Linked DNA regions of Mus musculus: region 2 is linked to region 1. Evidence: chromatin loops called from intact Hi-C (ENCODE). Cell type or tissue: left cerebral cortex. All regions are shown on one strand. Each heading gives the region's core, and the rest is flanking DNA. Links, peaks and the distances in the headings are about the cores only.

The links. A loop is a pair of places that touch in the nucleus more often than their neighbours do. Peaks named below come from ENCODE experiments on the same cell type or tissue, not always from the same donor. Only the 100,000 strongest peaks of a DNase experiment are listed, where the experiment ranks them.
Region 2: a loop joins it to region 1, with 2.0 times the contacts of the local background. A loop is called at or near these places in 3 of 42 quality-filtered maps.

What each region holds. Positions count from the first base shown.
Region 1 is chr12:88,714,152-88,730,359 of GRCm38, reverse strand. It overlaps a transcript of Nrxn3 not described here. Among named protein-coding and RNA genes, the nearest start is that of Nrxn3, 72 kb to the left of the region's middle. In left cerebral cortex, for the core only: no CTCF peak of the experiment used is centred there; DNase peaks (open chromatin) are centred at 3,898, 4,694, 7,482 and 7,966; H3K4me3 peaks cover 4,239 bases; H3K27ac peaks cover 1,235 bases.
Region 2 is chr12:88,977,782-88,993,989 of GRCm38, reverse strand. The region is part of intron 3 of Nrxn3 (neurexin III); the gene reads right to left. Among named protein-coding and RNA genes, the nearest start is that of Gm40537, 13 kb to the right of the region's middle. RefSeq lists an enhancer at 9,064-10,092. In left cerebral cortex, for the core only: a CTCF peak has its summit at 6,704 (motif pointing right); no DNase peak of the experiment used is centred there; H3K27ac peaks cover 147 bases.

The sequences.
Region 1 (16,208 bases), core at 3,609-11,608:
AGACATAGTAGTAGTGGGACTTGTTAGAAGATTTAAGTCTTAATCCTTTGTAAATTGGGGGCAATTGGTAGCATCACTAGAGAACGGCTCTCTTCTTGGCTACCTCCTGGAGATAAAATTGGATTTCTGACTCTAGCATGCACCCTTCTGTCCCATTAAGAGAAAGTAGGTGATGTCATCTCAAAGAAGGATGACCATATATCTTATCATCCAAACCAGGACACCGTTGAAACCTAATAATTAGACTAGGACATAGTCCTAAACAGGAACTGTCAACAAACCAGAGCATTCATTTATACCATCCCAAGGTCACACAGAAATGACTAGGTGTCAAGTTTCAAGGTTCTAGCTGCAGATAACCCTTCTCTGGTTCTGATGCTCCATTTTATTCTGTTCACCTCCTCCAAACAAACAGATGCACTCTTGGCTAGAATCTCTAACTCCTATTCAGGTCATTCATCTCTAACCCCTATTTAGGATCAGTAATCGCTAACACACATTCAAGGTCATCCATCTCCAACCCCCACTTTGGATCATTCAAGTCCAACCCTAGGGTAGAGCAGAGAAGACTGGTAAGACTTTCACATATACTTGACACCATTAGTATCTCTAACCATCCTCTGAGAACAAAACTGAACCATATAGGGTGGAGGTCTACTCATCCCTCCTTAAGAATCAAGAGCTAACAGCCTGGGAAAGCCTGTCAGCACCTCAGTTCCAGGCTGTTAGGATGCAGTCATGGGCTGCTTGCATCATGGAGCCCCTATAACTTCTAGGGCAGGATTCCATGCACATTGAGAACACTCAACACACTCCCTGACACATGCACAGGAGTCACACACACACATACATACATACATACATACACACACACACACACACACACACACACACACACACACACACACACACAGTGGAGTCTTTTCTTTTAATGCCTTCAAAAGATAGCCTTGACTCACTCTGACTCTAGCAACCTGGGAACAGAGCTCACGAGGAACACCCTAGCCTGAGAACCCCGAAAGACCATCTGTAATATCTTTAACTCTACATTTTGTTCTCCTCCAAGACACACCCATCATCCTCTCTCACCAAAACCCCACTCCCTGATGAATGAAGGAAAGCTGAGAGACAGCTGTGAAGGGCCATAACAACAGCATCCAGGGAACCTAGATTCTAGCTTTGTCCACACCAGTGTTATATATAATTTCAATAAGCAATGTCACTGAGCAATGTTACCGAGCCTCACTTCCCTCTTTTTTATTTGAGGATACTTAAAAGAAACATGGCTTACTTTTCTTTTCTTTCTAACAACATAATATGAAGGTCATGAGATTAGGCTCTGAACTAAGTCCCATTTGAGGTCAAGCCCTTGATCTGTCATTTTTATCAGATTTCTTTAGTAATGTCAGAGTCTCCTCTGTCAACAGAGCAAATAATATTAGTATGCTGCTTTGAATTACTTGGAGGATCAAGTGAGATGCTACATAGAAAAAAATCTTGGGTCTGAGGTAATGTATAAGTACGACATTTCTAAACTGCTGAGGGGTAAGATGGTGAGAGATTATGAGGGGGCATAGTGACTCTGAGCCAGCATGAGAAAAGAGCTTTCTACTGAACTCAGAAAGTTCATACTTGACAACTACCTCAACAGATCTAGACTTGCAGGCAGAACTAAGATAACCCTGAGCAAAGTTCAACTCTCCCAGAAAGCAACATGCTAAAGCAAAGGCAACTCCATCCCCAAACCCATATGTTTCTTTCCTCCAACTAGCAGATATTTATTGAACACCCACCCACTATCACTATGTGCAAAGGAATGTCCCTCAGCATTGGGAACACAGATAAAAATAAAGTCCCTGACCTCACAGAGCTCACATTCTATGGGCAGAAATTAAATACTGTATATCAATATTTTACACAATATTCAGTAATGATTAAAAGTCAAAACAGTAAGCTGAGCAGGAGTACCATCAGAATATTAAAGGGGACTATTTTACAAAGCAGGTCAAGAAAGGCCCCTCCAAGGAGGTGTCACTTAAGCCATGACTTGCAGGAAGGGACTGATTGCTAGTACCACAGCCTTTGCCCCAAGCCGAGCTCATCCACCTGTGGCTGGCCCAGCTGCACTTGTCTCAGCTAGCCCACAGATCACCATTGCAGTACAACTGGGTCTTCACTGCAAAAGTACATACAGAAGGCCTTGGGGCCTGACCACAACTGTGACAGAATATATTTCCAGGTGACATGCTTGGGGAAGCAATGCTTGCCTCTTTTGAAACTCTCCCATCTACATCTGAAGGCCATACAAGGAGAGGACAGCCCAAGATCCTGAGAGCAAGCTCTTTTCTGGGTTTGCCACAGTAATCCACCTCCCAGGCATCCAACTCCCCAACTCTCCTCTTTTTCCAGCAATGACGTAACTCCTTCTCCCCAACTCCTCAAGGTCAGTGCCAGGGAGAGAGAACAACACAGGAGAGATGGGACAATCCACATTTTGCTTTAAGGACTTTTTTGTTTTTAATGTTTTCCAATTTCACTTATAATTGCTAATAACATGACACACCTCTAGCTGAAGAAGAAGGGGAAAATGGCGTCTGGCAAGGAAAGCAGCTGAAGCCAGAGAGAACAGGAGAGTCTAGCTGATTTCATGGCCAAGGGCAGTTTCAGTTCTTGCAGGCTGCAGCCTCCAACAAGGCCACACCACCCAAGAGGTGGCTGATACCTCCTGGGAAAGCAAAGCCTTCCTCTGAGCTCAGCCCAGCATTCTGGGGAGGTAGCAGGGAAAACCCGTCATTTTACCCACCTGTCCCTCCTCCCCCTTCAGTCTCCATCCACCCACCCATCACCCTTGAGCTCACCCACCCACAGTTTTACTTGGTGGACCGGGAATCTCATTTGAGGCTTCCTGCTAGAGTTGCAAGCAGCGTCTCCCCCTACCCTCTTTTCTCTTTCCTTGAAGACTCTATTCTCCCCTCCCCTGATAAATGCCCCCAATTTTGCCTTCCTTTCCCCATAGTACTCCACCTCCCCAGTAGACAGACATCCACTACAAACAGCCACCCAGCACAAAAAAAAAAAAAAAATCAGTCAGTCTCCTATCTGAACCACACACGTACAGGGTCGAGAATCCCATGTCATCCAATCGGAGACATGGCTCTGTCTGGAAAAAACACAAACACCATTCTAGCCCCCATAAAAAAAAGGCAACACAAAGGCCACCAAGAATTTCAAGACCTTGCATCATCTATATATCAGCGAGCTAGGTAGGACAAAGACATCGCTCTACCTTCCCAACAAACCACAAGTCTCAGGGATATTCTGCAGTGCCCTCCGGCTTGACACAGTCCACTGATCAGGGTTGTGTGTGTGTGTTGGCGTGTGTGAAAGCACATAGCCATGAGCATAAGGGTGGGGGCTGTCTGCTCTCCAGGCATCAAGTTCCCCAGAGATAATCCAGTCCAGACCCTGCTCTCCCCTGCAACCTCCCTTCAGTGTGCCGCAAACATAGATTTCATGGATGGTTAAATTGGATCATTATCACTGAGTGCTTATTTGGCCCAAAAAAAAAAAAAAAAAAGCATTAATGTCATCTACCCACCTCCTCGTGAGGTATCCCCCTCCCCCCTGCCCCAACATACTAATCCCATGAACTGCGACACACCACAGCATTTAGAAAAGCATAAAAGCAAGAGGGTAAAACAGCAGCAGCGGTGGCAAAGAAGATGAGGCTACAGCGTTCCTGGGTTCCCTGCATGAAGATGGGCAAAGGGGCTGTGGGTGGAGGTGGAAGTGGGGGAAGAGGCAAAGGCAACAAAATCAACCGAATGCAATCAAGCCTTTGGTCGCCTGCGTGTGAGAGAATGTGTGTGCAAAAGCGTGTGCTGTTGCGTGTGTGGATGTGCCGACTTAGCCCTCCTATCAGAAGGCTGCATCCGTGTGGCATGTAGGAAAGGCCATCGCACCACTGTTGTGTAGCGAAAAGACAAAAAAAAAAAAAAATAGAGAGAGAGAGAGCCGCATAGTCATCAGAATCAAAATTTTTTCATGGAGATGGAAAGGGCTGAAGGAAAGGGGGTTGGGTAGAGGGTAGAGGGAATGGTGGATAGAAATGGAAGGCAAGACTACGGCAGAATTGAGGGAGGATGGAGGGGAAATTGGTGATGGAGTGGACAAAATTGCACGCACACGGAGACACAAACACACACAATACCCAAACATCAACCCCACCGCCTACACTGTTCATCCAAGGCTGACAACCCGACCCCATCTCTCCGCTGCTTCTCAGAGCCCCCAAAGCTGGTGCCGATGGATTTGTGTATCTCAGTTTTGCAGCAGTGGGCTAATTACAACCAAGCCCCCCTCACCAAATTAACCCCTCCCCTCCCTCCCTCTCCCTCTCTCTCTCTCTTCTCTAAAAGGCCAATTGAAGAATAATGTGTTTTTAGAGATAATGGATTTTTTTTTTCAAGGAGCGAGAGAAAGGGGGGATACAGGACAGAAATTCTGCAAATCGGTGACTTCCAACCTCACCTCTGTGTCCCCTCACGTCCCCATTCACTGGAGCATCTCATCTACCATTCTCCGACCATTCCCTTGTCCCCCACCATCCAAAAGAAAAGACCTTCCTACCATGCACATCGACAAACACACCAACCGCCACCCAATCTCAGTAGCCGATCTCAAAACCTCAAGCATCAACCCACCTCGATCCATCCCTTCCTTATATAAGCAGCAACCATCAACATAGGAACGCAGCACTAAAAAGAAACCAAGAAAAACGGAGGCCAGACCCCATCAGTCCCCCCAGTAATAAATATTAGGGAGCTACCAGAGAAGCAAAGACGTAGTAGTCTCTCGAAATCTAGAATCTCTTTGATTCTTAGTCTCGCTTCTTAAGAAGCAATTTCCAAAAATTAATATTTCATTAGAAAGGGCAAGAAAGCTCCAGAAAGGGGCATTTGCACAGTCCAGTGGTTAAAAAATATATATATATTTTTCTAACCCAGCCCTGTTGCTCACTTTAATAGCGAACTTCCAGTGTCCAGCCTTTTCCCCTTTCTCTGAAAGAGAAGATTGCCTTGCAGGGTGAACCCAGGGCTGCAGAAAATGGGCCAAGAGCCCTTACTCCATTCCCCAATAACAGCAAATATCAAACAATAGGAATACATCTGCACAAGCTGTACCCATCTGAAATATCGTTTACCCCGATATGAATTAGGGAGATTAAGCCTGAAGATTAAGAAAGAAAAATACCAGCTTTGCCTGGTCTCTCCATCCTTTCGACACGTACCCAGCAGCCCTTAGGTAAACTTGCCCATCATAGCCAGCGGGACCATTGTAACTTGAAAGGCGACGCTGAAGCCCTTGAACGATGTAGGAAGGCTCTACCCACAGCAGCACATTAAGAAAGGGACTGTTCTGTGGGCTCCCCTGACTAACCTCCAGGTGCCCCCAGATAGACTATCCCAGCAACCAAGTCACCCAGTGTGCTGGCAGTTCAAATTTCCTTCAGACTCTTCATCACAAAGACATACGGTCATCTGACCCCCAAAACTACACCGTCCTCCAGGTGTGACAGGGAGTTCTCCCCTCTCTCCTGGGGTCATCCTCTAGATCCAAGGCAGGGAAATTAATTCAGAATATTGGGGTGGATCAGGGTAGCAAAAGAAACACTCTCTCCCCAAAGCGGGAATAGCTAGAAGCGGAGAGAAGACAGTTCCTAGTCTATCTACTCTTATGCGGTCCAACTGGGATCACTCTATCCTAGACTAGCTCTCCACGATCTCTGACCTTTGCATGAAAATAATAACAACAAATAATAATAATACAAAATAAAATTCAAGGAAGGGAAAACCCGCTCTATCTAAACCCAATAATAATGTGCAAAATATATACATATACAATTTTCTCATCACATCATCGTTTTTCTGAGCAATATCAAAAGAAGGATGCATTTAATAGGGGAAGGGGGCAATTAATTTTTTTAACAAGTACTCACTAGATAAGTCACCTGCAAAGCAGCAGAGTCCATAGGTTGGTATTACATCGCTACATCACTAGCTTAGGGAAGGATGGAGGCTGGGGGGTAGATTTGTCTTTCCATTGTAATCAGTACAATGTTTTTTAGAGCAGTTAAGTTTTGTGGTTAAGAGAGAGAGAGAGAGAGACAGAGAAAGAGAGAGAGAGAGAGAGAGAGAGAGAGAGAGAGAGAGAGAGAGAGAGAGAGAGACAGCTCAAACTCTGGATACAACACAGAGCTTTTTTTGAGGGGGGGGAGAAAAAGAAAAAGAAAAGAAAAAAACAATACATCGAACCAAGCTTTAAGGTCACTCAGAGCTTGCAAAACCCACAGTGCTTACACAGAGTGCAAGTTTTCAGACAAGCTTGCTACTAAATCATTAATATAAACAAATGGAAGGCAGAGGAGGGAGATTTCCCTTGTAACTGATCCAAAGAAAGGAGTACACATACACTTGTGCACCTACACACACACACACACGCACACACACACACACACACACACACACACAACCTTTTCACCTCTTGAGTGTGCCTCTTCAAGATAGTAGGAGTCCAAGTTGAAATTTTATAAAGAATGACCTTTCCACACCCCTCCAAAAACACACATATGAGTGTACACACACACACACACACACACTTCAGCTAAGGGAAATCCCTGTCCCCATCTAATTTTGCCTTCTTGTGATTCTCAAAGTCCCTTCTTCAGGAAGAGAGAGAAAGTGGCTTCAAAATGTCAAGGAAAAAAAGATCAACCTAAAATGAAGTGATAGACACGCATCATTTTGGATTAATAATCCAATCAAATAGGAGAAAGTCATAAAAAAACAAATAAGTGATTTTTAAAAAGAGGAAGAATATAATAAATCTAAAACATTTTCTGACTTTCCTAACGTCTCGAGCCAAAGAACACAACTTCCAGGAGAAACCAAAGTAAAACAAGAAGAGTTGAAAATCTATTCCCGTGGTCAGTTGTGGTCCTCAAATACAGCGTTTAAAAGAAAAAAATAAAAAAGGAAAAGAAAGAAAAAAAATCTAGGTTGGTCGCTCCCAACAGAAAACTTCTATCCTCTCAGGTGCAACCTCTTCCCGGAATGTACAAAACCCGGAGTCGGTTTGCCTCCTGCCTGCCTGCCTTTTCCCCCAGAATCTTACCTCTGGGTTGAACCGAAGAGTTGGGAATCTGTCAGTTTGGTGTTTAATCAACTGAGTTTGCTGGGTGTTTCCTCCTTCGAAAGATTCAAATCCCAGAGTCTTTCTGACTCCTTTTCCTTTTTCTTTCTCTTTTTTTCTCTCTCTGGGAGGGAGTGGCAGGGAAGAAGGGAAAATGCTGGAGGTGCGAAAAGCAGGTCCTGTGTGTCTGGAGCTGCCGGTGGCTGCGTGAGGGGAGGATGCTTTGCCTCTCCCTCGCTCAGTGAGTTGCATGCAAGAGGAGATGTGTAGGGCTGCGCTCTGAGCCAGAGACTGCCAGAGGAGCCCAGGAATTTCACGCACTCCAGAGTTGGCCCCTCCCTCTCCCACACAGACCCCGGCATTTAAAGAGACAGCTAGGCTGCCTGGCTTAGGGCTTCACCTCCTCCCTGGGTGTTTTACAAACAGCTGAGAAGATATTACCAGGGAAGGGGCGCTCTGAAGCGAGCTCTCTGTGAGTGAGTATCATTCGCCCTCACCCCAGCCTGAGAGAAGAGTTCCTCTCCAGAACTGGAGCAAGACTCCAAATAAAGATTTAAAAAAAGAAAGAAAGAAAGAAAGAAAGGAAAAGAAAAGAAATCCTCACACTCCTGCACTCCTGTACAATAAAAGGACTGCCCACCTCCTCCTTGGTGCACTTGTTCACTGCTGACTGAGGTAGAGAGGATACTAACCTAATGTGTGCCTCAGTTTCTCTGAATAGTCACTTTCCTTTGCAAAATCAGGGCAATCTTTGAGCATCTGGTGGAGTTCGAGGCTGTAACTAGGACAGGAAACCATTCCTTCAACAAACACCTCTGACTGCTGGATCTAGATGAGACACAAGGGCAGGCAGCCAGGGACATCGAAATGAAAGTGACAAATGATACTTCCATTCAGTGGGCCCTCACCCCAGAAAACAGACCCACAGTATAGCTAAGTCTATCCCAGAGCAGCTGAAAGCCAAAGGATGTAGAGACTAGACTCAAGCTTTAGGGGGTCAGAAGGAGGTGTCTACCCTGACTTGTACCCAGAGCACAGGGTCCAGGCATCTCTACCACACTCCAAATCCCTCAGAGATCTGTCACCAATTTGATAACTAGTCTCTGTGAGGAAGCATTCCCCTAGTCCAGCTTAAACAACGGATGACAGTGGGTGGCAACAATCACAGAGGTTTTGCTCAGTGTCAGACCTTGGTGCCCATAGCAAGAAAACATCCCCAAGTCCTTTCAACTCCTACCCCATCTTTACAAGGATGTATTCAAACAGTGATGTTCTTCAGGCCAATGCCAATGGCAATAATAGCCATTAACAGCTGTCAAGCATTGCTACAGACCAGCATCTTTTTCAGTCCACTGAGGCTAGTACTAACTGGAGTCCATCTTGAGCTTTGCAAATGTTTCTGGAGACCCTGTGGACAGAAATAGCTGGCCAGAAATTTAAAACCAGGTCTACATAAATCCAGAACTAGGGCTACTATGCTTCCCCTCCCAGGATGGCAGTTATTAGGTCTGTGCTTCCTGCAGCACACTTTCCCAGCATCCTAGCATTCTCCCACCCCAGGCATCATTAACGCTGTGTGTCCCAAGTATCAGGCTCACAAGACACCAAACGTATCTGTCACGGTCCCTGGCCCAATAAATCTTCAGTCCTTTGGATAGAGGTAGAGGTGTGCTCATATAAAGAAAAGGAAAGTAATATAGAATAGTGTAAAAGACATCCAATGGGACTGTCAATAAGTGAGCAGTTATTCTAATCTGGAGACAGAATATATTAGGTAATAATATAATATAAGCATAGTAAACTAGCTGCATTTGGGCCAACCCTAGGTGGTCACAGACAGTCGCAGAGTCTATATTATAGTGTGTTTGGCCGTTTAGATAACAATCTCACTTGTGTGTGTGTGTGTGTGTGTGTGTGTGTTCCATTCTTCAATACCCCCATGCAACCAGCACACATAGGAACACAAACAAATATGTCTTCATGAATTAATCTTATATACAGATTTTCAACTCTGCCTGTTTACTCTAGACCTAAACTGTCCTGGTTCCACATCTAGGTCCTCCTTAGCAAGCCTTCCTCAAAGCCTGTGTACCTTATTTGTTCCCAGAATACATCAGGAAAATTCAGAAGATGTAACCCATCAGTAAAAGGCTCAAGGAATGTGAAGACAAAAGCCTTAAGGGGAAGGGTTGGAGAGATAAGTCAGTCAGTCAATGAAGTACTTGTCAGGCAGGCATGAGCACCTGAGTTCCCCAGGACCCATGTAAAAATCCGAATGCAGTGGTGTGACTTATAATCCTAGAACTAGGGACATAGAGACAAGCATATCAATGAGACATACCTGCCAGCTAGCCTAGCTAAATCATGAGTTCCAGGTCCCAGTGAGAGACTCTATCTCAATAGACAAGTTGTGTGGCACTGGAAAGATGGCTCATTTATAAGAGCACTTCCTGCTCTTACAGAGAACCCAAGGCAGAGTTCACTTCCTGGTAACCACTTTGGGGAAGTTAACCAATGCTTTATAACTTTAGGTCTAGGGCATTCAATACACTTTTCTAGACTCTTCAGACATATGGCATACACTCATACAGACATGCACATACATACATACATACATACATACATACATACATACATACAAACACCTTGATAAAAGATAATAAGGCATAGAATGATCGAGAAAGACATTAACCTCTAGCCTACGCATTCACTGGTGGGGTAAGTGCGCACATGCGTGCGCGCACACACACACACACACACACACACACACACACACACACACACACACACAACCATGCACATGAATATTCACAAAAGATAGAGTAGCAACAAGGCTAAGTACCTATAATAGTAAAATGCCCCAAAGGTATCAAGAATTTCTGCTATTATTGTCAGAGAAGAATTTAAGAGAGCAGTAACCAATGAGATGAACTGGGTCCTCATCTCTAGAGTTATCACCATCTGCCCAGTACAATAGTAAGCATGTGGCAGGCACTAACAGAGCACTCCATTTAACTCATGCAAGTTGGTTTTTAGTGTGTCTTCTACTGAAGTTTATACAATGCACATTTATAAATAAAACTGTGCATATAAAATCAGAATTCTCAATAAACAGACTTGGTATCTCTCTCTCTGATTCCCTAATGACTCTTGCTTGCTATATAAATTTCAGGTTGCTTTTACTGAAAAAATTTGTAGCTTTATTACACCAGTTTGTGTGTGTGTGTATGTGTGTGTGTGTGTGTGTGTGTGTGTAGTATAGTGTATGTGTGCCAGTATATGCAATGCACATGGACCTATGTGAGGACCAAAGGAGGATATCAAGTATCCTGATCTATCACTTTCTGTCATTTGCCTTTGGACAGGGTCTTTCACTGATCAGGGAGCTAGACTGGCAGCTATGAAGCCCAGAGATCCTCCTGTCTATTCACATACCCTGGGCTACACAGCAGCTTAAGGGGGGTCCTGGGGGTTTGAAGTCATGCTTACATAGCAATTGCTATTAGCCTCTGAGACATCTCTCTAGACCCTCTATTGTTAAGATTCTGGGTCTGGTCTCCCCATTGTTTTTGGAACATGGTTAAAATCATCAATGATTTCATTTGTTTCCCTCCTACTAAATGAGTGTTCCTTTCTACTTGCTAATTTGTTTTTGGTTTGGGGATGTTGGTTGTTTTTTGTTTTTTTTTTTTTTTTGGTTGTTGTTTTATTTTATCTTGTTTGGAGCTTGGGTTTTTGTTGTTCTTGTTGTTTGTTTGTTTGAGACATTATCTGGTGATATAAGCCAGCTAGCCTCAAATTTGCTAAGATAACCTGGAACTTCTGATTCTCCTGCTTCCTCCTCTACCTCCTGCTTCCAGGATTACAGATCCACAACACCATGTTCCATCTATCCATAGCTAGTAGTCAAATCCAGGGATTCATGCATATTAGACAAGCACCCTACCAACTGAACCGTGTCTCTTGGCTAAATGGGTGCTACATTCTGTGTTCCCATCACTCTCTCCAAATAATCATACAATTCTCAGAGTTCTTACACCAAAATCAAGCCACTAGAATAGACATTAGATAGCAATACTAATCCCCAAGGCATGACTTCAGTAGAGCCAAGCTCTTCAGTCCCCCAACCTTCTCTGTTGTATTGTTTTTAAAATCACTAACACCTCACATGCCCTACTTCTGAGCAGATTTCAAACATATACCCCAATGCTATTAGCCCAAAGCATTTTGCCCAAGGTCCCCTGCAAACATTTCTTGTGTTCTTGCACTTGTCTCCCAAGGGTAGTACTACATTGCTGGCCTGCGGGAGTCAGTTTGGCTTTCTGTCCTCTATGTTATGATGACTCCCTTGTTATTAATAAGTGACTTCTTATTAATTAGCTTTATTAGACATTCATTGTGCATGACAGATTGTGCCATAAAGCAACCTAGCATTTTTCAAGGAGGAAACATGCACTGAAAGAGTCCAATCACAGGACACAGAGACAGCAGGGAGTCACATGGAGACTATAGCAGAGCTTCCAAAATTCTAAAAAGGCAGGACCTAATCTGGACAACCATGTCTGGCAGAGGAAGGAAGGGCAGCAGGTGAATGCAAGATTTGTCTCTGTGCAGGCACCAGCCCAGGGGGGGACTGGGAATAGTCAGGCTTTGAAGAGGTCAGTTCCCAGTAACTGTTTCTAACTCCAAGCATCCTGCTTATCCCATGGAACAAAAGAGTCTCCAGGGCTTGCAGCCAATACGAGCCTTCCAGTCATCTCCTGAATTCATCAGCCTTTTGCCAGCTAAGAAGAACCATCAGCAAAGGACTATGGACTCCAGGCTGGGGGAGATCCAGGTAGAGAGCTGTATGTCTACTCTGCAGCCACATCCTTCTTCTCCAGGACCCGAAGGTGGGCACCTTGTATAGGCTGATGGTAGTGGGAAACCTAACCAAAAACAAACTTTACAAAGAAAAAAATATACTGAGGCAGAAACCATCCCTAGCACTCAAACCATTTTCAAAGCAACTCTAAAGTATCCTGCTTAGGGATCAAACCTTAACATGGTCCAGGAATAGTCAGTGTTTAATGGTCTTGAATGTTTGAGTGGCAGAGATTTACTCATTGATACTGATTGTTTATTTCAAACTGTCCTCATTCCTCCAATCAACTATGTAAGTTTGTGTCTGTCTGAAACTTTATTCCTCCTCACAGAACAAAGAAGCGGCTAGGACAGCATAGCCACTCTTGAGCTGAGTACTAACAAGTCAGTGCCTATGCCTCAGAATAAACACCCAAGCTTAGCGGCAAAGAAGATGCTTGCCAATGCCAGACTCTGAAGGATAGGACTGAGCTCTGCCCACAAACCAGCTACAAAGCCTTCTATGCCAGGAAGGTAATGACAATACTGACCACAGAGAGTAGCTTTTGGGGATGAATAATCTAATATTTGTAAAGTGCTCAGTTGATGTCATTAGGGAAAGGCTGCTATAAGTACTTGTTAAATACAACAAACATTCCCATGGTCACAACTTCCAGAAGTCCCTCCATAATGCATCCTTACCTTACTAATGGTGACAGTGACCTATTTCTGGACTATCTCAGGATCATGGACAAGAAAAGTGTGACCCCTGCTGTCATTGTTGATAATCCTATTCTAAAGTTCAACCAGGATCGATACTGATGACTTTAGCTCTTTATGTAGGTGGCACTTCTCGCTCTCTCTCTCTCCCCCCTGCTGGGTAGGACCCAAACCATCCCCTCCCATATGCCCAACACCACATCCAACAGATGTTCAGACAGGAAAGGCAAGGGTCATTTTAGAAACCATAGCACACCCTAGCTGTATTCCCATGGTCCTGGCCCACACACTAAAACTATTTTTAAATAATATACTTTGCTTGGTTGTGGGTTTTTAAAAAAAATTCCTCCTCAGGATTCAAGCTCAAGATGGAATGATTGCCAAATGCTAACAGCTTTTTGAACAGGACGTAGTTAAAAATATGTCTGAAATGGTTTTAACTCAAACTCAAAAAATAGCTTAACTAGCTAGGGAGCCATATCGTAGGCAGTGGGGGGTTGGGAGTGAAAAAGAAAGAGGGATTCCCTTCAGAGGGGACTACAACAAACCTCACATAGGAGTGATACCGGGTTTGATTCCCCCACATGAATAATATGCTTTGAAAGCACAGATGGACTCGCCAGGGAAAAGAGTGAACAACTCCAGAAAGTTCATTGCCATCAGATGCTATTGATGAACCACAGAATGTAGCTACTTTATCCCATAACAGTCAAAGGTGGTCACTGTGACACCACAGTGGCCTTGTAGAACAGAATATCAGCTCCCACTCCAGGGAGTCACGGAACTAGAATCTGCATGCCAGCAAAGATGACTATGGGGATTCAAATTCAAGTTCAAGGGGCTGGAGAGATGACTTAGTGCTAAAGAGCAAATACTATTCTTACAGAAGACCCATGTTCAATTCCTGACACTCCCATCAGGTGGCGTACAACTACCTATAACTCTAACTCCAGTAGATCTGGCACCCTCTTCTGGCCTCTAAAGGGCACTTGCATTCATAATTGCACATACACAGACACATAACTAATTAAAAAATTTTAAAAATAAATCTTAAAAAAAAACAAGCTCAAAGTCTAATACAATAACTCTACCGTGAGTTGCACTGAAACTATTTCTCCCCATTTGACATATAAGAATACTGAGGCACAAGGGAGAATGGCAGCTGAGTCATGTCTAATGGTATTGCCCATAGTCTCACTTCATCTCAGGATTTGGACAAAAATAAGGTTCTATCAGTCCTAGGCAATTATAATAGAGAATTTGTATTTTTTTCACTAGGAGCTAGTGGTTGTTAAATTTTATTATCAATTTGACACTAACTAGAACCACCTGGGAAGAGATGACTCTTGACTAAGAAATTGGCCAGATAATTTAGGCCTGTGGGCATGTCTATAAGGGATTTCTTGGATGGTCGGATGGATGGATGGATGGGTGGATGGATGGGTGGATGGATGGGTGGATGGATGGGTGGATGGATGGGTGGATGGATGGGTGGGTGGATGGGTGGGTGGATGGGTGGATGATTAGTATGGGAGAGCTTGCCCATAGTTGGCAGAAACATCCCTAGGTAGATGCGTTCTAATTATATAAGAAAGCTAGTTGAGAGAGCCAGAGAGAAAGGGAGCAAGCAGTGTCCCGCCATGGTTCTGCCTCCAGTTTCCACCCAGACCTCAATGCTCTGACTTCCCTCAAGGACAAGTGTGACCTGAAAGTGTAACCTGAAATAAGCGCCTTTCTACCAAAGTTGCTTCTAGTCATGGTGTTTATAGCAACAGCAGAAATCATGACCTAAAACTGTTGATCAAAGCAGTGTTTCTCAAAGTTTATTTATCAAACCAGACTCCTGTCAGAGGATCTGTTTGTCTATATATTTAGGAAATTCATAGTATACATTTTAATATTAAAATATATTATGTATAATAATGTCCTAGTTGACTTTCTATTACTATGATAAAATGCTAACCAAAAGTGACTTACGGAGGAAAAAGTTTGCTTCATCTTAAAACTCCTGATTACAGTCTTTCCCTGAGGGAAATCAGGATTGGAACTCAAGGTAGGAACCTAGAGGTAGAAAGTGATGATGGAGCAATGTCATTCTCCATGGCTTGCTCAGCTTGATTATGTACGCGCATGGATATATACATTTACATAGATATGTGATACACACAGAATCCAGGCCTACATGCTGAGGCATGGCACCACCCACTCACACTAACTCTTAATCAAGAAAATGTTCCAAAGACTTGCCTACCAACCGATATGCTGGAGGCATTTTCTCAGATGAAGTTTCTCTTCTCAAATGACTAACTTGTGTAAAGTTGACCCAAAAAGAAAGAAAGGAAGGAAGGAAGGAAGGAAGGAAGGAAGGAAGGAAGGAAGGAGGGAGGGAGGGAGGGAGGGAGGGAGGGAGGGAGGGAGGGAGGGAAGGGAGAGAGAGAGAGAGAGAGAGAGAGAGAGAGAGAGAGAGAGAGAGAGAGAGAGAGAGAGAGAACTGCACAAATACATTTCAAAAGAGCCCTACAGGAAAGAGACCTGCTTAATATTTCTTAATCAAGTGTATTATAAGCTTATATTATTCCAGCCCATCCCTCACTAGATACCTATTTGCACTAAGAAAAGCTCATGAGGTATTTTTATGGAAGAAATACATGTTGGGTTTCACTTCTATTTGCCATTTAATCATATGGTCAAGACATCTCCAGGAAAGCATCTTTCTTAAAGTATGGAGATGGGATCCTCTTTATAACAACTGTAAACATATTTTCAAACTCGGATTGATCTGTTCCTGGAGCATGAAACTCATTCCCTTACAAAGCTAACCAACCCATCTGAATAGCTTCAGTATTAGAAAATCTTTACATCAGGGCCAAATCATCCTTCCCACAATGCATCAGGAAGCACTAAAATCTACCTCAAATTCAGCACCCTGCAAAGGAAATGAGTCACTGCTCTTCATGTTCACAGATGTCTCTTGTACTAATAGACGTACAAGCCTACATCTCTCAGATAACCTAGAGTTTCAAGTATGTCTCAGAACTACAGAGTCCTATAGCTTAAAGGGATTTTTTAAAAAATATTTTCTACTCCAGCCTCCTGGGCATTTGTACGTGTGTATTTGTTCACGGGTGTGCACATGAATGTGGGTAGAGGTGAACCTGCCGGAGATCAACCTCTGATGTCATTTCTCAGAACCTATCTATTTTGTTTCAGAGACAGGTTCACCTGTTAGCCTGGAGTTTACCAAGTGATATATCTGGATAGGTCAATGAGCCCATCTCCACCTCTGAGGGCTAGGTCTTCACCTCCTCAGACCACAGCATCCATGGTTTGGCTGCTCAACATTCCCCTGAACTCTTACATTCTTCCAAGTCAAAGGCCCTCCATGCCTGACTTTTTCACACAGGTTGAGGCTCAGACTTGGATACTTATACTGGCATGGTAATCGCTTTATCAAT
Region 2 (16,208 bases), core at 3,448-11,447, 260 kb before region 1:
AAGAGTGCATTCAGCTCTTGCGGAGTACTGGATGGAGCTCAGCTCCCAGCATAAACCTGGGGTGCCTCGCTGCTTTTAAGGATGCCTCCGGCCTCCGTGGGTACCTGTGCTAACATGCACATACCCACATGTGCACACATAAATTAAAAATAATAATTAAATCTTGGCTGGGGAGATGGCACATCACTGAACAACATTTGTCTGCTTTTCCAGAATACTTAGGTTTCAATCCCAGCTCCCATATGGCACCTCATGTCTGTCTGTAACTAGTTTTAGAGACTCCAGTATGGCCTCTTCTGCTCTCTACAGGTGCCAATCACACAAGCAGTGAATGAACATATATGCAGGCAAACTATGCATTTACATAAAAAACCAATAGATATTCAAAAATTAAATGATGCATGTAAACCAACTCTTTGTTGCATTTATGTGTGTAGCTGTATGTGTTCCTGTAAGACTCACATGTATGTTTGTTGTCCATGTGCAAGTGGAGACAGGGGTCAACCTTGGATGTCACTCCTTAGAGCAGTAGTCTACCTTACCCTTTGAGGCAAAGTTTTTCAAAGTCATCCGGACTTTATTAATTTGACTAGATTGACTAGCCAGTAAGTTCTAGGGGTCTTCTTGTCTCCATTTCCTCAATAATGAAATTATATGCACATATCACCATACCAGGCTTTCTTACGAGGCTTTCTTACGTGGGTCCTAGTAATGTGACTCAGGACCCCACATTTGCATGGCAAGCACTTTAGCGATTAAGTCATGTCCCCAGCCCTGTGGGAAGACAGGATTGATGATTGCAGAGAATTGTAGGAGGTTTTATCACTTGGGTTTTAAGAAATGAGATGATTACTTGCACTATACACCATAGAAATATTTTGTGAAAGTCCAAGAAGATGATAAAGAGCAATATAAATAAAATTAAGCACACATAGGAGATCAGGGAGAGGCACAAAGTGAAGTGTTTCCCCATAATTCACACAAGGAATCAGAAATAATAAGAGAGTTCAGAGGCATCAAGGAAAAGAAAGAAAGAAAGAAAGAAAGAAAGAAAGAAAGAAAGAAAGAAAGAAAGAGAGAGAGAGAGAGAGAGAAAGAGAGGGAGGGAGGGAGAGAGGGAGGGAGGGAGGGAAAGAAAGAAAGAAAGAAAGAAAGAAAGAAAGAAAGAAAGAAAGAAAGAGAGAGAGAGAGAGAGAGAGAGAGAGGGAGGGAGGGAGGGAGGGAGGGAGGAAGGAAGGAAGGAAGGAAGGAAGGAAGAAAGGAAGGAAGGAAGAGAGTGATCGTTTCTCCTTCTTCCCATGCCTTGATTGAAAAAGGGGCAATGACCAATAACTCCCTACTAATACAATGGGAATTAAAAGGTTTTATGCTTTGAGTTGGATATGTAGCTACGCAGAAACTGAGAAGTAGCCTCAACCCCTTCATCTTACCTCAGCAGAAATCTTCCAAGAGGTGAAAATCCATTGGCTGTTTTCACCATGGACTAGAATCACTTTCATCTTTATACCTCATGGGGAAGCAGAGTGCCATAGGGATGGAGACAGAATAAGGAGGCAGTGGCTTTAGAATAGGCAAGACACCACGGAATGCTACCTGTCAAAATACCCACATTTATTTGGGGAATCCCCAGGAGCAAAGCCAACAGACCGTGGAACTAGTGTAGTGTGCCACCTTCTGGTAGGATTACATATTACACAATTTCTTGATTCATGACTGCTCACTAGCTCTGGGCTTGGAAATAAAAAGAAACCTTTCAAAGCCAATGTTGTGTTTTCATAACATCTCCAAGACCAAGGCTAGACCAAGAATGACCATGATGAAATGTGTCTTTAACAGTTCCCATGTCCTTATTCCAAATTGGAACCCTCATTCAAGCTCCCATTTGACTATACAAGCCCAATGTTCTCAGTCAATATATCAATAGCCATGGGTAGCTGCTCACCTCCTCTAGCCATACTCTACTGCCAAAGGTTAAGAGGACAGGTAATGCATACATTGCCCTTACATGTGCATTTAAGTAGGTTCTGGACAATTACTGCAATCCAGGCACTATGCTAGATCTGATCTCATCTTCCAGGATCTTATCATCCATTGAGGAAAGCAGTGATGTACTTAGGTAATCACAAGTCCCTTCTTGGGGTAAAATGTTCATAGTAAAGGAAGTCTAGGTAGGAAAAACTACCACTTATGGTTAAATTAGTCAGAAATGGCAGTGTTTGATCTCTGAGTTGAAAGATAAAATTTTAACAAAAAGAATCAGAGAAAAATACATCTGGAAAAGTTAAAACAATGCACAAAAGGCAAAAAAAAAAGTAGACAATTAAAGACCTTTTAATAGAATACCTGTACCAAAGCATACCAGGGGAGAATCGTGACAGCTACCACCTACCCAAACTCCTTTTAAAATGTGATCTTCATCACCTTCAGTTATTGCTGCTATGAAGCCCATTTTCTTGATGGAGAAAGTGAGTCTTTCAGAGGTAAGGATTTAGTTTATTGTGATTCCATGTTTTGTAAGGAGAATACACAACCTAGGGATTCTATCCCCTATAGCCTGGATGGTAGCAAGTACAATAAACAAAAGAAAATGGTTGCAGCCATTTCATGGAGGGCAAAGAATCCTTTCAAAAGCAGAGCAGGAATGAGTTTTCAAGGTGGTCTTCTTCACTGTCTATCCATCCAGACATGGTGACTCTTCGCTGGTTATTATCTTTCTTCTTAGAGACATACTCTAAGCTATCCAGCCATATATTCACAAGCTTGAAATCCATAGTAAAGTTATCTCTTCTTTCCCCCAGTGCATTTATCTGTTTGTTTGATTTTTCTGCTCACTGCATTATATGTTATTAGGCCTTAGGGTGCCTCCGTGAATTAAAGCGATACAGTCAAAATGTATGATTAAAAGGCTGAGAGGCAATAATAGCAACATAATCATACAGAGCATTCATATCCCACTTTAACATCTGTTGTCTCACTTACTCACAGAAAAATCAGCAGCACTCCGAGCCGGGAATGACAGAATGTTAGCAACTCAATTTTACCAGTGGGAACATTGAAACAGAGAGGTTGGCTAGTTTGCCTGGGGCCACAGAGCAAGTGATTGGAACTGTCACTAAATCTCCTAGCTTCCAGCCCAGACTTGTTTCCACAGAACTGTGGTCTCTCTACTCAGGAAAGATAGGTTTAGGAGATGAGAGGGCCCAGGTTTCTTACCTCAGGGAGTTTTGGGTACGGCACCATGGACAGAGAACTCAAGGCTTTTTGAGGGGGAAGCGGTTTGGTTTAGGTGAGTATGTTTGGACATGCACCACTATATCCAACTCAGCATCATCCTTCCATGACACACAATGCTACTCTCCAATTTAAAGCTCTCAAGCTAAATTCTCTGATGCTGACTAAAGGGTATGCTCAGAAAACTGTATACAGGCCATGACATAAAAATCACCTCGAAATAAGGCCAAGACTAGAAGAGGAAAGCCGCATTTAGGTCGAAGCAAACACAAACACTAATGGAAGCAGCTGCTACGTCTTCACCAGGTAGTCTGGGGCAAGTTAGCCATAGTGACATTTACCCTGCACTACCCCTAATAAGCCAGCTACAGTTAGCCAAGATTCTCTCTTTTCACATTCCAACATATTATAAGGACCACCTCCCTTATAAGCTATTAAATCTAAAAATAATGCTATTTGTCTGTGGAGCTGTGGCTTTGTGTCAGGTCCTGGGCTTGTTCTCCAAGTGTTATGTCAATTATTTCATCCTTTTGGTGACTAGTACAAGATCTATCTAACATGTGCAGGCTATGTGAAAGACAATTTGGAGAAATAACCGTGTGCTATTTCAAAAAAAAAAAAAAAAAAAAAAGACAGTGAGTCTGGAGTCTCCCAGCTATGTGATCTTGATTCTTAGTTAACCCCTAAGGGTTTAACAGTCTCTGCACCAGTAAAACTGGGGAGCTATGCTTTTTTGTGACATTGTCAAGAAGACTACAGAAAAAGCAGCCAATACCCAGAGAACAATGTGAGCACCTAGTGGGTGCTCAAATGAACACTATTTTCCAATCCTCTCTTAACATTCACATGTGACTTTGACCTTACTTAAGCCTATTTCCCCAGGCCCCACACCCCAACTCATTAACCCGATATGAAGATAAAAGTAAAGTTCCATAGAAGAAGGAATAGGTCAAGTGAGAATTTATTTATAAATCTGGAGAGAGCAGAATTCATAGTGAGGTTTTGTTTGTTTCCGTGATAGTGCATCTCATAATGACTGTATCAGAAAGTGTAGGAGGAAGAGGTTGACAAGAGTGACTAGTAAATGTACATAGAGATGCTCAGCTCCATACACTGTCAAGCCTCCTGTGGTGGTCACTAGCCACCAATGAGTAAGGAGAACTAAAATGAGGTTATGAGCCAACAAGTATCGTGTATCCCTGTCTCCCATTCACACCATTTGCAAAGCAGCTCCACACATATGATCCTGCACCAATCGGCAAGGGCCTAAGCATAAGCAGCAGGCTTTGGGACCAGAACCACAGACACAGTGTGATGGCTATCCTTCACGATCAACTGGATTAGAAGCACCGTCCTCTGAGTATGTCTTCTGGGGTGTTTCCATAAAAGTTTAATGGAGGAGAGAAGAGCCACCCTGTGTGAGGGTGCCACCAGACCATAGGCTTCAGTCACAGATTCAACAAAGTGACAAGGTAAGATGAGCACTAGTGTTCATTTCTCTCTGCTTCTTCTGGAGATGTGATGTGACCACCTGTGTCATGTTCCTGCTCTAATGCCTCCCCCTATCGCCATCCTTGTGAGATCTTCAAACTGTGAGCCAAAATAAAATTTCCTTTCCTTGCTTGTTTTTTGCCAGAGCCACAAGAGAAATAACTAGGTATCTTGATCTGTCCACCTGTCTCAAAAAACGCAACTTTCACCCACTTTGATATTATGACTTCAGAATCAGGAGTAGCTGTTCTTCCTCATCCCGGAGCTCACATCAAGTGGGATTCAATGTCATTAAAAACAGGAAAGACTCTTAATAAATATATGTCTGCTGTTGGACAGAGGGCATGAGGGCAGACCTCCTGCCAACCACACTGCCCATGGCCACACAGACAAGCTTTGGTATCCTGAAGACACAGATGCAAGCACCAAAGCACCTTCTCCACTTTGCTAAGCCCTCCCTGTCTTGATTCATGAGGCTCATTTCTTCCATTCTCTGGCTCAGTAAGAAGCAAAAAGCAGCCTGTGTTTATACCTGACACTAAGCCTTGATGTCATTTGTGTGACTTTTAGATTTTACGGCATGCATTACATGGAGATAATGACTTCTCCGGGGTTGCAAAGCTGGAGAGTCAAGGACCTGAATACCGATCTTCCCTAACAAGGCAGGAAGGCACGGCATCCTTCAAGCATTTTCCTCTCTTGTGTTTCCCATCCTCCTTCATGATGTTTTGTTTCTCTTATCTAACACTATTTCCCCCTGCTCTAAAAAGCCTGAGAAGATGGGTAAAAACTTTTGTGTGTTTATTAGCCAACCATAGACAGCTCTACAGTTTAATTCAAAGACAGCTATAACTCACTTAAACTAACCTACACTGAATTGTGTCTTGGGTAGCCCTCCTCAAACACTCCTCAAAATGATAATGAACATCAGGCTCACCAGCAGGAGGACCAGTGGCAAAGCCTGAGGACTGGCTTTATATTACTGGGCAGGTACTATTTAAACCCTTCCGTCTCTTACACAGGGATGACTGGGAGGACAGCAGAAGCTTGGCCCTCTAAACCATGTGGGTTTTTATCAACTGGTGGGAGCACTGGGGCTCCTCCTGATTAATTCTTACCCATGGGCTCTCCATGAAGACTTCCAGGAAAGCAAAACAATGGGACAGAAAAAGCCAGGAGCCAGCTGGCCTAGACATGAAACCTACAGCAACTTCAATTCTCTAGATCTGTCTTATCATCTATAAAGCAAATATAAAATTGTTGCCAATCTCACTGTGGTTTTGTGAAATTCAATAAATAAAATACTTGAGCTGAGGGTCTAGTTGCATTAGAAGACCCACTAGATACTAGCGTATATCCTTTCCTTCAATTCGAGGAAGATGTGCACCCATTAGGAAGCCCTAATGCTGATCTGATAAGGAATCTAGAAATCTTATTTCCTCCCTTCAATTTCTTAGCTTCCTTCTTGCAACAACAACAACAAATGTCATCCTTATTAGAGAACAACATGACAAAATTGTTATCTGGTTAAAAGTGTGCTATACAATCAAAGCCTAATCTCAACATTAGAGCAAACCATGTATGGATGAGAGACAGAAACTAAATAGTGACTAAGCACCTACTATGCCTCAAAGACTTTATATACATTATTTTTATAATCTATACTCTACTCCTGGAATAGGGTTGCTTGTCAGTACCCTGTTTTATACACAAAGATTCCTAAAGGATATCAAGATTAAGTAGCAGAGCTGAATGCAATCGTTCACCACCAAAGCCCACTGTCTTTCCATTAATTCAGGAGCTTTGCTCTCCTGGGGTGAGGTGAGCCATGGGAGGGGACAAGTCATCCAATGACACGCCTAGAAGATGTGCAAAGAGAAACCATGCTTAAGTGTATGATGGTTCACTCTTGCTTTCCCAGAATTGACTTTTTTCTTGGGATTTTAAATCATCGGGTGATGGATTTATGCCAATGACCACCAGAGGGGGATAACAGCTGAGAGAGGACAGACAGTATGCATACACAAGCACCAGCGTGTGCATACACACACACACACACACACACACACACACACATACACACACACAGACATACACACAAGAGTTCCCAGTAGCTTCCCCAAACAATAACAAAGGATTAACACACTGAAATGCCATTTAAATAAAGACCCTTGAACAAACAGGATTTTCTCATAGCTTTTCTGCTACTGTAAACCATGCCGAGTCTGAGCTCACCTCGGGGGAAACAAAGGGTATCATGAATCCCTTGTCTAGGCAAAGGATATTCCTGTTTGAAAATAAAAAATGTAGAGCCAGATTTGATCCACTGGTTCTCATAGTTAAGTTATATTAATTATATATTTTCAAAGAAATTGATTTAGAGGGCTAGAAAGTTGACCCAGCAGTTAAGAGCACTTACTAATCTTGCAGAGGACCTGGGGTAGGTCCCCAGCATTCATAACAACCAATAACTGTAGTCCCAGAGGATCTGACACCCTCTTCTGACCTTGGTGGAAAACAGGTATGCACTTAGTACACACATATGTGTAGACAAAAACAAAAACAAAAAACAAAAAACCTCACACACACTCACACATAATTTTTTTTTAATATCTAAAAATAAAAGAAAGACCTGGATTTGGAGCCTGAAGTCAGGATTGTTTTGCATAGTGGGGTCAAGGATCAAGCTTAGGGTCCTATGCTTACTAGACAAGGGCCAAACCATGGAACTACATCCTCAGCTAAAGGGTTTTTGAAGCTGTAAATCAAACTACACCGTGTATGTTTCACACAGGCCCAACAAGACCCCTGACTGCCCATCCTCTCAAATACAAGCCTCCCAATATCCACCCCCCCACATGGTTATTGTAAAGACAAAAACTGTAATGCAAAATGGCAAACAGCTCTGTAAATTGCAAAGGCCAAGCAAATGTCAATTGCTCTTCTTGCTATGGTAGTTATTTATTTAGTGTCGACGCTCCTATCACAGGGCCTGTCTGTGGCAGTGCACGGTCGGTTGCAGGAGGAACAGGCCTGAGCATTATATGAGAGGGCAGGGAAGCAGAAGGAGCAAGTGTGCTGGCAGCATTTGGGGTTGAGCCAGAAGCAGAAGGAACAAGGATACTGGCAATCCTTGGGGTTTTGAGGGAAGAACTTGCTCTCTTCATGCTGATGTCTCTGGGCTTTTCCTGATAGTCCTACTTATTTTATATATATTTTATTTTCAGTGTAGAACCACCAGCTCCTCATTAGTTTTCTAGGACTTGTCAGACAAGTTATGGAAAACAGGGTGGTTTATAGTGACAAATGTGCTCCGTTTCAGGTCACTATGCAAAGTGTGTGACTGTTCACCCCACACAGTATGATGCCATCCTAACCTGAAGAATAGAGAGGTGCAGCATCCAGGAAACCAGCCGCAGTGTGGGCAATAGACTCAGCCTAAGGAGGACAAATTGAAGGCATGAAGGTCAGTGTTCACTGTCAACTTGATTAGTTTAGAATCACCATGTAAAGAGGGTAGTCCCTGAAAGGTTTTACTATAGAGGAATAACCTACCCTAAATATGTGTAGACAGTCCCACTAGCTGGAACATGGATTAAATAAAATGAGAAACAATATCCCCGCTACACACACACACACACACACACACACACACACACACACACATACACACACACACACAGGCAACCACATTCACCTCTCCCTGCTTCCTGACTGTGGGTACAATGTAACCAGCTACCTTATTCTCTAGATGCTATGTCCCTCCACCATGATGAACTGTAAGTTCCAACTGTGAGTCAAACTGTTGCTTTTGTTGGGCAGTTTGTCACATTAACAAGAAACTTAGCTAGAGCAGAGGGCTTTCTGGGGAAGTTTGTGCTGAACCTTGAGTGATACATATTGATAATAGGAAGATAAGACCAGATAGAAATGCTCGTGGAGCAAAGAAGGAGAGCAGAGATACAGATGTTTAAAGGGAGAGATTTAAGAGAAAAAAGCAGGCAGGAGGAAGGAGAAGCTGAAGGAATGTTTCTGATTGAATGGCTAAGATAGAAGCAACAGGCTGAGGCTGAAAGGAAGCTAGACAGGAACTAGGGAAATTCCCACATTCCGAGACACCATGCCTCTCTCTGACTTTCCTCCTATTTCCACCCAGGGCTTTCCCATACTTCCTCCCTGCTCCAGCAGCTTAGACTTCTAAAATCAGAGGCCCTGCCTTAGGTAATCCTGTGTGTGCCTGGCACACAAACAGCTCTACAGATAAGAACAGCTTCAAAGATGGAGCTGGCAGACTCAAGATGGACAGACAGACAGACAGAAGGCTGCCAACAGTGCAGCCGCCACAGCAGAAAGCACCACTTCCGGCTGCTCCCTGTGCCTTGAGACAAAGACAGTTGGACCCAGTTAATTGAAATATAAGCTTTAGGCATTAGGATTTATCCAAACGCCAAGAAAATAACTCGAGGACGCTAACAGCATGCAAATGGATGCACCCGGGGTCCTTTAACATAATTCATTCAGCACAGGCAGCCCAGGTACGACTGGCAGTTTCTCTGGCACCCCCAAACCAGTCCTTTCTTTCATGCCTCTGGGCTTTCTCCTCCCCCACCCTACTGCTCCTGGACAGGCCTGATTTGTGCTAATAAAAGCAGCCACGGCCCCAGGGACCCAGCAGGAGGAACATAGCTGATTTCACCTCTTTAACCCCGGATCTAGGAAAACAGCCGAACGCTGACTCTGGCCTTCCCCCAGGAGGATCCCAGAGTTTTATCTTGTGAGCTGCACGACCTCTAGGAACCTCTGCACAAGTGAGATAAGCCCCTGTCCCCAAGAGGAAGCATACTTATCTCCCAACAAAGCGTCTGCAAATTACTTTTTTTTCCTTCTCAGGGAATGGAGTATTTAAATAATAATAATAATAATAATAATAATAATAATAACTGCAATAGCAGTAATAGTAATCACCACCAGCTGATGTCTGCATCATGGTCAGTTCTTCAGGGAAAGAGGTGGCTGGGCCTGCAGAAACGGATTGTGTTAAGGAACATGGGTGACTCATGCGCCAGGGGCGGGCACCTTCCCAAGGGTCCTGGAGCCCAGTGTCTGGTTTGAGAGATATGCACACCACCTCTCTTCGCACAGAATAAACAAATGATTAACTGTCTCATTAGTGACTGTGCGGGAAGACACACAACTCATGTCCCGGCGGGTGGCGCAGCCAAGAGATTTATATTATTTAACAATAAAAGCAAAACAAATGTGGCCTTCCACCCCGCTGCCTGCCTGCATGAGGCCCCTTTTACCAAAGCAGGGCAGCTAGCCAGAAAGGACGGGAGGCTCTCTTACCTGACAGAACATAGACTGCAGCCTATGGAGGGAGAAGACCACCTCCTTTGAATTTCAGGGCTGGGTTCAGGACAGGGTAGGGGGTGGGGGCAGAATGGAAGGAAGAGTGTTCACAAGGGAGCACAACTGATTTCACTGGAAGGAGCTATTTGCTGTGAATACCTGCTAAGAAAGAGAAAATCAGTTTCCTTCAGTGGAATGTCACTGGGTATATATATCAACTACACTCCAGGGTCAGCCCCATGAACCATTCTAGAGGCAAACTGCCGGAATCGCACCCTGAAGCTAAGAGTTGAAGTCCTTTGACATGGTTTAAGTTCCCTCCCTGTGCCTCAGTTTCTGATGTATAAAACAAAGATAATAATAATTATATTGAAAAATGTAGTTGCTTTGGGAAATATGGGAGTTAATATATTTAATGTCCTTAGAAGGTAATTAATGTGTCCTGGAATACAGTAGATAACACGGAAGAACATAATTATTATTAGGAAGTTCATGGCGTCGTTATGAATTGCATCCTTTACGTTTTAGTCATTTACTGTCATGAGCATTCACGCTGAAATGCAGAGCAACTTAAAAGGCTCTTCTCTCTAGGTTTCTACCCACTACCTACCTACATCACAAACTCCTACACTGCCTCCAAAACCCAAGCAACTTGTCATTATTTTTCTCTCTATATAGTTTCCTCTTAAGCTTTCTCACCTCTGACAGAACCCATCTCTTCTCACAGCTGTGAGGTATATTCCTGATTCGATAATCAAGGCCCCTGATTAACCTGGATGTCTACCCTTCCCACGTACCTCCCTAAATCCCTTCTGAGATCTACCTTGGAGGAAGAGCGCCTAGAGTCTGTACAATAGAACCCTGCATGTCAGTACGTGGAGCCCTGCAAAGCCCTTTGTGTGAAAGGCATCCAGAAAGAGAAGCAAATGTAATGTTTTGCCCTAGGCACTGTGTTCGTCACAAATCCCCAAGCCTCGGAGCGTGACCTTTGCAAAAAGTCACACTGGCTAAAATGTCTCTGTATTGTTCTTTGACTGGCAATGAATTATCTGGGGTTAGAGGAACATTTTTTTTTTTCACGGCTCAAAAAGCTGAGCTTCTGAAATCTAGGGGTTTGGGGATCCAAGGGGAAGGCTAACCATGCTTGTGTTTTCATAGACCCCGTACTGCCTGAAGCGCAGTCCAGGGAAGCAGCAGCTTCAGCAGGAAGCACCTTCCCACCCCTCAGAAAGGAACAGACTTGTGAGGCTGAGCCAGGATGGAGCAGGACCCCTACCCTTCACAGCAGGAAAGCCTTCAGTGACTCAGTTTTGCCTTCTGTGAGGTGGAAGAAACACTTGACCTTGTAGAAAAGGGATGAAGAATAATATGGAAGCTATTCACGGGGCATGTCATGTAGCTCCCCGATCCTTAAATGGTGGGTCAGGGCCCCATAGTAGGTTGTGTAACTGGATGTTGAGGTTGTGAAAATGTTGAAAACTGTAAAACGTTTCTAATTAAAAATCAAGGGTTTGATGGATCTTAAGTGTTTCTGGAAGGACCTGCCCATGCTCCGTGGAACTTCACGGCAGCCCTGGTTCTGAACATGGATGTACATTTTACATTGAACCCAGCATCCCTCCATGCAGTGCCAAGGAACACTGTTGGAAATACCTCACCTCAGATTTGAGACCATTCCATGCAACCAACCACAGTCATTTCACTTAACATAAACAGTTTTCAACTCCTATAGGAATATAATGGTTCAATTATAGTTTTTTTTTAAAGCCACTTTTGATGTTTTCCTCTCATTTCTCAGCATGTAAGTATCAAATTAGTATAACTTTGGACTACATTACTAGAATGTCTCATATCTTTAAATTTGTTTGAGTTGCTGGCTTGAATTAAACAACGACAAAAACTAAAACAATTGATTGAAATTTGGGTTGGAATTAGGATATTATTCCCAACAATTTCTGAACTGGCTATAAACATACTTCTGTTTGTACTACATATCTATGCGAAGCAGCTATTGTAGAAATCAAAATATCAGTCAAAGGTTGAAAATGCCGTGTTTCCTCAGCATCAAGGACTCAGCTAAGATCGAATTCTTTATGGAATAAACAACCACATCTGGCTCACCATTATTCATATTTGCTTCCTTCTTAAACATATGGGGAAAAGGTTGGTCTACCAAAGAATTACTTTAAAATAACTTTCTTTATGATTTAAGTAACAGGAAGTGTTTGATTTGTATATCTATCTTATATAGCTTTATACCCAAAATAGAAAAAAAAAATCTTAGGAAGAAAGAAATTGTGAATGGGAAAAGTTCAAAAGTCCAGATTAGCTGGTACTGTGGTTAGTACCAGCACTGAGTCCTAACAACCACCTTTCCTTCATTGAGCAACCTAAGAAATGTTAAAGGACTCAGGAAAGTGGAGATCAAATAGAAATACATTCCTGTGATATTAAGACTGAGAGTTAGAGAGCCACAAGTAAACAAATGTGGGTCTCCAAAGTAACTGTAACTCAACCAATGAGCACATATATCTGTTTGCAAAGGCCATTTAATAATGTGTGAAACTCGGGCAAATCCCCTGCATAGGACTAAGTCATTCCCTACAAGGAACAACCAAGAGGAGCCTCCAGCACCCTGCAGGCTGCAAGCCCCTGCCCAGTCACTGCCCCTTCGTTGCAGGGACACAAGCTCAACCATTGCCTTTACTTGCCCCCGTACCTGTTGGTCATAGCTGCTTCTTGGGTGCAGGAATCTGTTTTCACATCACTTTCTGATCACCCACATCACAGTCTTCACTTCCTCCTCTATACTGTAGTTGCTCTCACAGTCTCCTTTTCCTTCATCATGGAGGACAGTACATCCCAACTCCTGAGGAGTTGTTCAGACTTAGTGATTCTGAGACAGATGTATTCTAGAATAGTTTCAATGGCTCTCTTCTTTATCAAAGCGCCCTGCTCATTTGTCTTTGCCTACTTTTCCCAAACATGAGTGTTCATGCACTTTTTCTTTTGTGGTTTTGGCCTTCATTTTTCTTAATTGGTTTCTTGTTTGGTTGGTTGTTGTGAGTTTATTTTTAAAGAGAACATAAAGTTGGGTTAGGTAGGGAGGTTGGAAGGATCTGGGAAGAGTTGTGGGAGAAAAAAGTCATTAAAATACAGTGTATGAAAAATGTAATTTAATAAGGAGGGGAAAAGCCACTGCCCTTTGAGTATTGGTAAATAAGAAGTCTCTGTTATGGTTGTCGTGTGTCATAGGATGTGATAGTGTGAATTGTGATCACCTGAAATCGTATGTGGACTTCTTAACACCAAGTATTTCAGATGTAACTCAAATTAGACACAAGTTTGTTTCAGATATAATTAATTACGATGCAGTCATTAGGCCCAGAGCCAGTAATAATGCTATGCTTGAAAATGTGGTATGAACATGAGGACAGTCATCTGAGAACCAGAATAGACTGTCACTCACAGTTCTCTGAAGAAACTAGCCATCTTAGTGTAGACTCACAGTGCCCAGACCTGTGAGGCAATACAACACACTGTTAAAGGCACCCAGTTTGTCATGGCAGTGGACATGGGAAGCACACACACACACAAAAAAGACCATGCAAGTGGGTCTCATATAACCCCAAGAACCTTTTAAGAGAAGAACATGTTCTCCAGCTAATAGCAACACTAGGACATTTCAAACAAGGTAGTAGCCTTGTAAGAGCCTACGCCACTGTCTTGGTTGCCTTTTTACTGTTCTCACAAAGCACCCTGATGAAGGCAATACAATTCCAGAAGGTAATCCCACAGAACAGAGGGGAAGGAAGCTAACTGGGAATGGCCCGAGTCTTTTAAATCTCAGTGCCTTCCTGAAGTGACACACCCCTAACTATTCCCAAAGAGTTCCACCAACATAGGGATGAAGTATTCAAACATATGAGCTTATAGGAGCCATTCCCATTTAAACAGGCACAGTCAAGGACTCATTCAAGGTTAAATTACTTTTAAAACCATGAGCTAAAAAGTGGGTCATGTTTTAAGTCACTTGTTTTGTAGGATTTGTGATAACAGTATTAGATTCAAATAGACTCCTGCCCTTAAGGTCCCTTTTATGTTATTTTGTTTTTGTTTTTGTTTTGTTTTGTTGTTTGTTTGTTTGATTTGCTTTTACAGCACAATGAGAATTCTGGGTTCTTAGCTATGGACTGTGAGCCTTTGCCTAGACTTTCTCTCCCTAATACCTCTTTTCCCTGCTGGGAGGATAAGTTTCATTCCAACAACTGTATCATTGTCTGCACAATTGGGAATAGGAGATTTTAGTTAGATGAACTAGAAAGGAAGAAGGGGAGATAAGATCAGGAGATAATCACTGAACCAGACAAGATGGCATCACTGAGCTTGTCTTGTATCCTTGGGCACAAGGGCTTCCCCAAGCCAGGTAACCTCTTGTCTTCCCAGATCGTGCAAAAGCCCACCTCTTCCCACATGACCAAGTGTGGTGTCTTCAGTTCCCACATACTGAGACTGTTATGGTGACAGGGTCAAGTGAGCTTGTTCAAGCCTATGCTGAACACAGTGACACCTCTCCAGGATATACCTTGGCAGCCAACACGGGCACAAGAACTTACAAAACCATTTCAGCTAAGTGGAGATAACACAGCAGAAACAGGGAAGAAAAGGCAGCAGAAGCTTGCTAACATATACACACACCTGAGCATAACTTTGGAAGAGAAAGTTTGCAAAAACCATACATACACCAAGGAGCAGCCTTGGTGGGAAAACTGTGAGAATTCCCATCTGGAAATCCTATAAGGCAAAGAAACATGACTAGTGTTCAGAAAATGCCAAACTTAGTAAGCAGCTTTCAGAAACAAACTATTTCCCTTCCAAATGACATCTCTCCAGCTTCCAAATTTGCCTCTTCTCCTGAATTCTCAGGGGAAACTCCAACTCAATATGTCTGAACTCACCTCTTCCCCAACCCCATACAACAGTGATAGCACACAGAAATACCAACATCTCCCTAAACACCCAGGCTAAAATCCTGGTGGCATAAACATGTAGTCTTAAGTTCAAATCCCAGCTCTGCTGACCTCTCAACCTTAGTTTCCCCACGTCTTAGTTCCTTTTCTGTTCCTATGAGAAGACACCATGACCAAGGCAACTTATTGAAGGAAGAGTTTACCTGGGGCTTACAGTTTCAGAGGATGATTGTGTGAGCATCATTTAGGAAACCTGTTCACAGGCAGGCAGCCATGCTGCTGGAGCAGCACTGAGAGCTTACATCATTATCCACAAGTAGAAAAAAGAGAGAACTGGGAATGGCTTGGGCTTCTGAAATCTCAATGCCCACCCCACAGTGACACAACTTCTACCAAAAAAGTCATACCTCCTAATTGTTCTTAAACAGTTCCACCAACTGGGGACCAAGTATTTAAACATATGATCCTATGGCAATATTCTCTCTCAATACACCACACACCATCTGCCAACTGGAGACAAATAATCATTTATTTCATGAGAAAAATCTACAGAGATCACATTGATTAATTAGCTGCTTGTTGAAAACACAACTGGGGGTAACAAATATCACTTTATTGTAACTATTTGTGATGTACAACATTAAGGAAATGCAGTGGTCACAAGAAACTTTATCCACACTTAATTATTCTATGGTAGCGGTTCTCAACCTTCCTAATGATGTGACCCCTTTAATACAATTTTTCATGTTGTGGTGACCCTCAACCATAAAATGATTTTCATTGCTACTTCATAACTGTAATCTTGATGACCTATAGCTGCTATCAACTATAATGTAAGTATCTGATATGCAATATATCTAATATGTGACCCTTGTGAAAGGATCATTCAACCCCAAAGGGGAATGGACCCACAGGGTTAAAACCACTGCTCTTTGGGATGCAATCTGATTTTTTTTAATTTATCTTTTTAATTGGGTATTTTCTTCATTTACATTTCCAATGCTATCCCAAAAGTCCCCCAGACCCTCCCCCGCCCCCTTTCTTCTACCCACCCACTCCCATTTCTTGGCTCTGGCGTTCCCCTGTACTGAGGCATATAAAGTTTGCAAGACCAAGGGGCCTCTCTTCCCACTGATGGCCAACTAGGCCATCTTCTGCTACATATGC